Regions from separate parts of the Homo sapiens genome. Here region 1 is linked to region 2. The links are chromatin contacts, found by Hi-C in ENCODE. All regions are on one chromosome and are shown on one strand. Each heading gives the region's core, a stretch centred on a gene start or an enhancer-like site at or near the end of the contact. The rest is flanking DNA. Distances are from core to core; before and after follow the strand shown.

Evidence for each region. A loop is a pair of places that touch in the nucleus more often than their neighbours do. Pooled maps may share reads with other maps.
Region 1: a loop to region 2 is called in a map of CD4-positive, alpha-beta T cell, with 11 times the contacts of the local background. The contact joins the promoter of NUBP1 here to the promoter of COQ7 in region 2. A Hi-C loop is called at or near these places in 2 of 168 maps with a recorded cell type or tissue (CD4-positive, alpha-beta T cell and naive thymus-derived CD4-positive, alpha-beta T cell) and 7 of 50 pooled maps.

Annotation. Positions count from the first base shown.
Region 1 is chr16:10,741,346-10,745,250 of GRCh38, forward strand. NUBP1 (NUBP iron-sulfur cluster assembly factor 1, cytosolic) reads left to right here and starts at 2,497. Exons shown (of 11, transcript NM_002484.4): 1 at 2,497-2,537; 2 at 2,616-2,720. The coding sequence starts at 2,519. RefSeq lists an enhancer at 2,306-2,355.
Region 2 is chr16:19,066,058-19,069,780 of GRCh38, forward strand. COQ7 (coenzyme Q7, hydroxylase) reads left to right here and starts at 1,557. Exons shown (of 6, transcript NM_016138.5): 1 at 1,557-1,680. The coding sequence starts at 1,608. It overlaps COQ7-DT (COQ7 divergent transcript), which reads right to left and starts at 1,634. Exons shown (of 3, transcript NR_119381.1): 1 at 1,524-1,634. RefSeq lists a silencer at 1,581-1,740 and an enhancer at 1,771-1,920.

The sequences.
Region 1 (3,905 bases), core at 1,247-3,746, 8.3 Mb before region 2:
ACAGAAGATGGATAGCATCAGGGCTGTCAGTTGCTTGCCCAGGAGGAAGTGGGAAGTGGGACTGGAAGTGGCCCAAGAACAGAGTCTTGGGGAGCACTCACCTTAAGAAGCGGCCCTGGCCAGGCGCGGTGGCTCACACCTGTAATCCTAGCACTTTGGTAGGCTGAGGCGGGTGGATCACCTGAGGTCAGGAGTTCGAGACCAGCCAGGCCTACATGGTAAAACCCCGTCTCTACCAAAAATACAAAAAATTAGCCAGGCGTGGTGGTGGGCACCTGTAGTCCCAGCTACTCAGGAGGCTGACACAGGAGAATTGCTTGAACCCGGGAGGTGGAGGTTGCAGTAAGCCAAGATCACACCACTGCACTCCAGCATGAGCAACAGAGTGAGATTCCATCCCACAAAAATAAAAATAAAAAGGAGAATAACTTGCATCCTGCCCTCTAATATACAGTATAGTGATTAATAGCAAAGGCCCTGTATCAGACTTGGTTAAAAACCCAGTTCTGCTCTTTCTGCCTCTCAGACTGTGGACAAGTAAATCTTTGCAGCCATCTTATCACCTGTAAAACGGAAATGACAACAGTCCCTACCTGATAGGTGACTTCCTCTCTGCTCTCCAGGCCTTTGCTGATGCCCCATCACTCTGGTCCTCTTCTCCCGACCAGACTGTGCTCCAGATGGCAGGGTCCAGGTTAGTCTGGAATCATTGGCATCTAGCCCAGTGCTGGCTGGGACCATGTGTTACTAAGTGCAGGCTCTGCAGCCAGACAGACCAAGTTTATCACCCTGGTTCCCCTGCTACCAGTCATGCGACCTCGGGAAAGTAGTTTACTTTAAGCCTCAGTTTCCTTATCCAAAAATGGAGACAGTAGGACTATGAAAGGACATAAATTAGGTAATTCACATGAAAGCACAAAGATGACAGCTGCCAAACGGTAAGTATTCTACAAAATGCTGGCTATAATTAGTGGTAGTGACAGGCAGCTGATACACTGCTGTTTAATAAATGTTTCCGAGGCCGGGTGCGGTGGCTCATGCCTGTAATCCCAACACTTTGGGAGGCCAAGGCGGGCAGATCACGAGGTCAGGAGATCGAGACCATTCTGGCTAACATGGTGAAACCCTGTCTCTACTAAAAATACAAAAAATTAGCCGGGCGTGGTGGCCTGTAGTCTCAGCTACTCGGGTGGCTGAGGCAGGAGAATGACGTGAACCCAGAAGGCGGAGCTTGCAGTGAGCCGAGATCCCACCACTGCACTCCAGCCTGGGTGACAGAGCGAGAATCCGCCTCAAAAATAAATAAATAAATAAACGTTTCCATATTCTTAGTGTCTGGGGCTAGGTAAAGTTTGTTCACTCATTAATATTCCAGGTGCCAAACCTGTGAGCAATGACACTCCAGTAGCAATGAGCATTTGTGGCATCCACATCTTGGTTTCTGAACTGTTGTCTGCTAAAAAGTAACCAAGGCTCCCTGAAGAAATGACTGCAGCAGGGAGAAGGGATGACTGAAACATCTTGTATCAGAAAGCAAGAAAATGCTCAAAGAAGCTGGATTAGTGCCCAAAGAACATAAGAACTGTCTTGAAGGGGCTTCACTGGCCACATCTGGGGGAAAAAAAATCGACCAGAAAGAATAATAATTGATTATAAAAGACAATTTTAAAAAATCCAGGAATCCATAGTGAGTCTTCGAAAAAAAAGAAAAAAAGAGAGGGTATAAAACTGATATATATTTATCATATATATAATCTATAGTTTTATATATATATATATAAATGCTGCTAAAATCACTGAGTGAAAGGCTGATAGAGAAGAAGATGGTCCCAGAGAGTACCTGTTAATTACAAATGGAAGAAGGAAACATTAAATGGAGAAATGGGGCAGACACCACCTTTAGCAAGCGATCAAGCTTCACATTACCAAAAACGGGACAAACTGACATTATCCAAGTGTGTTCTGCAGGAAAAAAGAAAAATTAACCTTTATCTAATTACAAGGCAAGAGGGAGGGGAGGATTAGACAAATCAAGAATATGGGATATTCTATTACACAACTGGTCTGGACCCGTCAAAATTATCAAGGTGATGAGACCCCCCCTAAAAAAAGAAGGACTGATCTGAATTAAAGGAGACCGAAGAGAAATAACTCCAGGCAGTGAGTGAATCCAGCAGGGGAGGGGGTCTAACAACTGAAATTGAAATATAAACTGTCTATTGGCTAATACTGCATTGGCTAGTACTGCATCGATATTAAATCTCTTGGGTATGAAAATGGCACTGATGTCATGAAGAATGGCTTTGTTCTTAGGAGATGCACTGCAGAAGTATTTATGATAGGAAATCTCTGAAAAGGAACAGACGTTGAGTCCCAGTCTTTCGGCCCAAGGTTCGCGCGTGCGCACAGCCCCCTTTCCGAGACTTATTTCGCGCGGTCGGAGAATCAGATTGTGCCCACAAGGCGGAAATGTACGACAGCGGGTTCCGGTGACCACGAAGGCGGCAAAGGCGACGGAATGGAGGAGGTGCCTCACGGTAAGCTCGCGGAGGGGGCGTGGGTCGCGGGGCGAAAGTGTCGGGAGCTGCTCTAACTGTGGTCTTGTCTCTGCGCAGACTGTCCAGGGGCCGACAGCGCCCAGGCGGGCAGAGGGGCTTCATGTCAGGGATGCCCCAACCAGCGGCTGTGCGCTTCTGGAGCGGGGGCCACTCCGGACACGGGTGAGAAAAGGGCAAGGCCTCAACAGGAACTTAGAGGCGCAGGCCCGGAAAAGGCGGGGCGTGGGAGGGAGGGGGCGGGATCTGCAGAATGACTGACAGCGGCAGGCTAGAAGGTATTGTATTCGGAGAGGGGTGGGGCCCAGAAGGGGCGGGGCGTGGAAAGTGGGCAGGGTGAGGGCGGAGCTTGGAATGACTGACAGGAACGAGGCCTTTAGAAGGCGAGCGCGAAGGACCTGGCGCGGATGGAGGGTGGAGACTGACCGGCGCGGAGTCGAAAGGGACATTAATTAAGAGGGTCGGGGCCAGAGGTTTGAGTGACAATAACAGACCGCAGAGAAAAACGGGATAAGCTTCGAAGTCGGGGAGTCTTCGGACTTACATCCTGGCTCTGCCAGCTACTTTCTTGACACAATTTTCTTCCTTTTGAGGAGTGATTCTCCCACTCATTCAGCAGAAATGTGTTGATCGCCTCGTAGGTTTGGTGCTGTCCTGGGGACACAGCTGGGGATCAGGCGTGGTCACTGCTCTAGTGGAGTTTAGCTTTACTGGGGAAACAAACACGTGAGCTAGCAACTAAACCACCGCAGCTTTAAGTGCTGTGAAGCACAGATTCCAGGATGAGAGGACCCAGGGAGCCTGCTCAGAAGGACCTTAAAAAGCAGGAGGCAGGAGGACAATATTTTTTTTTCTTTTTTTTCCCCCTTTTTTTTTAGACAGAGTCTTGCTGTGTAGCCCAGACCAGAGTGCAGTGGTGTGATCTCGGCTCACTGCAACTTTCACCTCTCAGGTTCAAGCGATTCTCGTGCCTCAGTCTCCCGAGTACCTGGGACTACAGGCGCCTGCCACCACGGCTGGCTAATTTTTATATTTTTAGTAGAACCAGAGTTTCACCATGTTGACCAGGTTGGTCTCGAACTCCTGACCTCAAGTGATGCATCTGCCTGGGCCTCCCAAAGTGCTGGGATTACAGGCATGAGCCACTGCACCTGGCCAAGGGGGAGAATCTTGAAGGAGTTCAGAGAGAGACTTGGATTTGATTCTTGGATCCATGCGGTGTGACCTTCAGCAATAGTCCTAACCTCTCTGAGCTTCTGGTTCCTCATCAAAAATGGAGACAGGCCGGGTGCAGTGGCTCACGCCTGTAATCCCAGCACTTTGGGAGGCCGAGGCGGGTGGATGGATCAC
Region 2 (3,723 bases), core at 307-2,806:
CGCCTATAATCCCAGCACTTTGGGAGGACAAGGTGGGAGGATCACTTGAGGTCAGGAATTTGAGACCAGCCTGGCCAACACAGCGAAACCCAGTCTCAGCTGGGCGTGGTGGTGTGTGTACCTGTAATCCCATCTACTTGGGAGGCTGAGGCAGGAGAATCGCTTGAACCCGGGAGGCAGAGGTTCCAGTGAGCCAAGGTCTCCCCACTGCAATCCAGCCTGTGCGACAGAGTGAAACTCCATTTAAAAAGAACAAAAACAAAAAACAAAACAAAAAGGAAACAGAGACCTAGAAGTGGTATTACAGCAAAGGTTTTGAACATTTTAAGGCTTTTGAGCGCCAGATTCAGACACTCAGTAGTTTTACATGAGAGTGCTACAACATCCTCACTAAGTAGTATTTGGGTTCATCATAATTTTAAATTATTTTGGTGTGTCAATTTGAACACTAGAGTGATATAAAAACTAAAAACTTGAATTCAATAATTTTACAATTGTATTCCATCTTAAAATATTTTATGGTAAACTTGGATAAAGTATATAAATAATCCAAGGGTGTAAAGTAGAAAGTGAAAGCTCCCTTCTCCCAGTTCCAGCCCCCTGATGTTGCCAATATTAAACGTTGTATATCCTTGCAGACACGCATCTTTGATTTTTGCCCTCATGTACATTACTCATTTAAAAATTATTTCGTTGAGTAGATTCCTAAAAGTAAGACTGCTGTATTATATGATCTTTTTAAAGTATGTTGCTAAATTTCCCCTCCCTTCTCAAAAAATTCCAATTTGCACAAATATACATGCATACATGCACACAGTACATTAAGGTGGATACCAAGGATAAAACATGTTCTCTGTTTCTGAAAATAGAGAAAAGACCGGGAAGAAGTTTAAAGTTGGCTTTCAGCCCACCAATAGAGATAACACTATATAACACCATTAACCATGTGGTGCATGTAATTTAGATATACATATAATTTTATTTATTTATTTATTTTTCAGACAGGGCCCAGGCTAGAGTGCAGTGGCAGAATCACGGCTGACTGCAGCCTCGAGCTACCGGGCTCAAGCTATCCCCCCACCTCAGCCTCCCGAGTAGCTGGGACTACAGGTGTGCTCCACCAGACCCGGCTAATTTTTAAAATTATTTGTAGAGGCGGGGTCTCGCTATGTTGCCCAGGCTTACTATTTTAAAGTAGATGTAGGATACAAATAAAAAAAAAAATCTCCTTCCACGTAGGTAAAGCAGGAAATACCGTGCCTTGTTAATAAGTAATTCCCTCATGATCCTTTTCCCCAGGAACTTGGGTGAGAAATCATAACCTTGTCCTGATCTTTCTAAACAGCAATTTAGCATTTTCATCTCCCTGGCAACCCAAGGCGCCTTGGCCTTGGTCTTCCGAGTGATTGACAGTGACCCCACCCAATAAAATCTTTTTATTTGTCGTATCTAACCAATCTAACCCCTAGCGCAGAGCTAGGGGGCGTTCCCACCGGTGCGCGGGCGAGCTGAGCCTTCCTTACGTCTGCTGTGCGTCATCAGTCCGAGCCAAGGGCACTATTGGCCAGTTCCGTTCAACGAAGTGGTTGCTTTTTTTAGTTCCGGCAATGAGTTGCGCCGGGGCGGCGGCGGCTCCCCGCCTTTGGCGGCTGCGCCCGGGGGCCCGGCGGTCCCTCTCAGGTAAAAGGAGGCGCGCAGTCACAGTCCTGCGCCGGTCTAGCGAGCTAGGGAATTTTCGCTTGAGGTTTGGGTCGAAGAGGTCACGGGGGAGAGGTTCGTAACGTCACAGGCCTGCGACGGAGCGCGACTGCGTGACTTCGGCCTCCGGGGCGCTGGCGGGCGGGGCGGGGTCTGTAGTTAGCGGCGAGAGTGACAGGAGGACAGGGGTTGTTTCGGCAGTGACGCCTGGGGAGTGACGCAATTGCACCCCTGTGCAGTGATGTCACGGCAGGTGCGGCCAGCGTTCCGAGTCGAGGACAGTTGGCGACACTGAAAATTCAGCGTCTCCGGGAGTCTCTCTCTTTGTAGTCTTTGCCCAGGGCCTTGCCAGGCAAAGGGTAGCCCGACGACCAGCAGCCTCCGCTACTTCTGGGCGCTCGCTAGAAATACAGATTCTCGGGCCCCACCCCGACCTACTTGGTCGGTATCTGTGATCTGTGAACAGGACCTTTAGGTGATTTGCATGCACTGTAAACTGTGAAAGCCATCAGTGTAGTGGAAGGAGCATCGAATTTAGAGTAGAGAGACATGGTTTTGGACCCTGGTTCCTGCTTTCCTTGTTTCATCTGTGCTGCCTTAGAAAATTGTCATGAGCCCGGGCGCGGTGGCTCCGGCCTATAATCTCAGCACTTTGGGAGGCCGAGGCTGGAGGATCCCCTGAGGTCAGGAGTTTGAGACCAGCCTGGCCAACATGGTGAAACCCCGCCTCTACTAAAAATACAAAAATTTGCCAGGCGTGATGGCAGGTGCCTGTAATCCCAGCTACTCAGGAGGCTGAGACAGGAGAATCGCTTGAACCCGGGAGGCAGAGATTGCTTTGAGGCGAGATTGCACCACTGCACTGCAACCTGGGCGTCAGAGCGAGACTTTGTCTCCCCCGCGCAAAAAAAAAAAAAAAAAAGAAATTTCATGAAGTCGTTTTCTCAACGTTAAATTACCGTGTACCACTTTCGGGATTTTTGCCTAATGGCAGTACTGCTTGAACTTTTGATTACTAGATGTGTTTTTTTGTATAGCTATGTCCCATTTAAAAATTAAATTAATTTCCTTGAAACAAAATCCTTATGGTGAATGGGAAGCCAGTGCCACTTGCCACAAATGGGTGAGTAATCATTAAAAAAAAACAAACAAATTAAAAAGTTATGAAATTGTATTAAATACTGTCTTTCTGTTACAAAGGGGAAATTAGCAAGTGTTGGGAAAGTGTTAAGGCTATACCAGCTGTAAATGGAGTTATCTTCCTTAATGAAAGAGATTGCAAGAGATTTTGAAAGAGTACCCCTTACTACATGGGGTTATTTGCTGCATATCCATAAGCCACTTAATATTTTGTAGGTACCACACTGGCATGTTTCACACTTTGGGAAAATATGGACATAAAGTGATGCATTTGAGAGCTAGCACCGAGCCTCAATTTTACTTTAAAGTATATGGTAATGCAGGCAAAACTCCGAGGGTTGTTGAATGTGAATTTTAATGCTGCTCTGTTCAGCCAGTGAGCATAACAGAATAAGACTCATTTCTGTTTATAAAGTTACTTTGCTTCTTATATCTTATTTTATCCTCATAACTCAGTAAGAAAAGTTTATTATTGTATGTTTTCCCTTAAAAAGGAAAGAGCCTGATTATTGCCTTTTTTTTTTTTTTTTTTTGAGGCAGAGTCTTGCTTTGTCGCCCAGGCTGGAGTGCAGTGGCGCGATCTCAGCTCACTGCAACCTCCGCCTCCTGGGTTCAAGTGATTCTCCTGCCTCAGACTCCCGAGTAGCTGAGGCTGCATGCATGCACCACCACGCCTGGCTAATTTTTGAATTTTTGGTAGAGACGGGGTTTCGCCATGATGACCAGGCTGGTCTCGAACTCCTGACCTCAAGTGATTCTCCCTCCTTGGCTTCCCAAAGTGCTGGGATTACAGGCGTGAGTCGCCGCACCCAGCCAATTTTATATGTAAGAAATGTCGATCCTGATTTTCCCAAGGCTAGTGTTAGAGATGGGACACATGTTTTA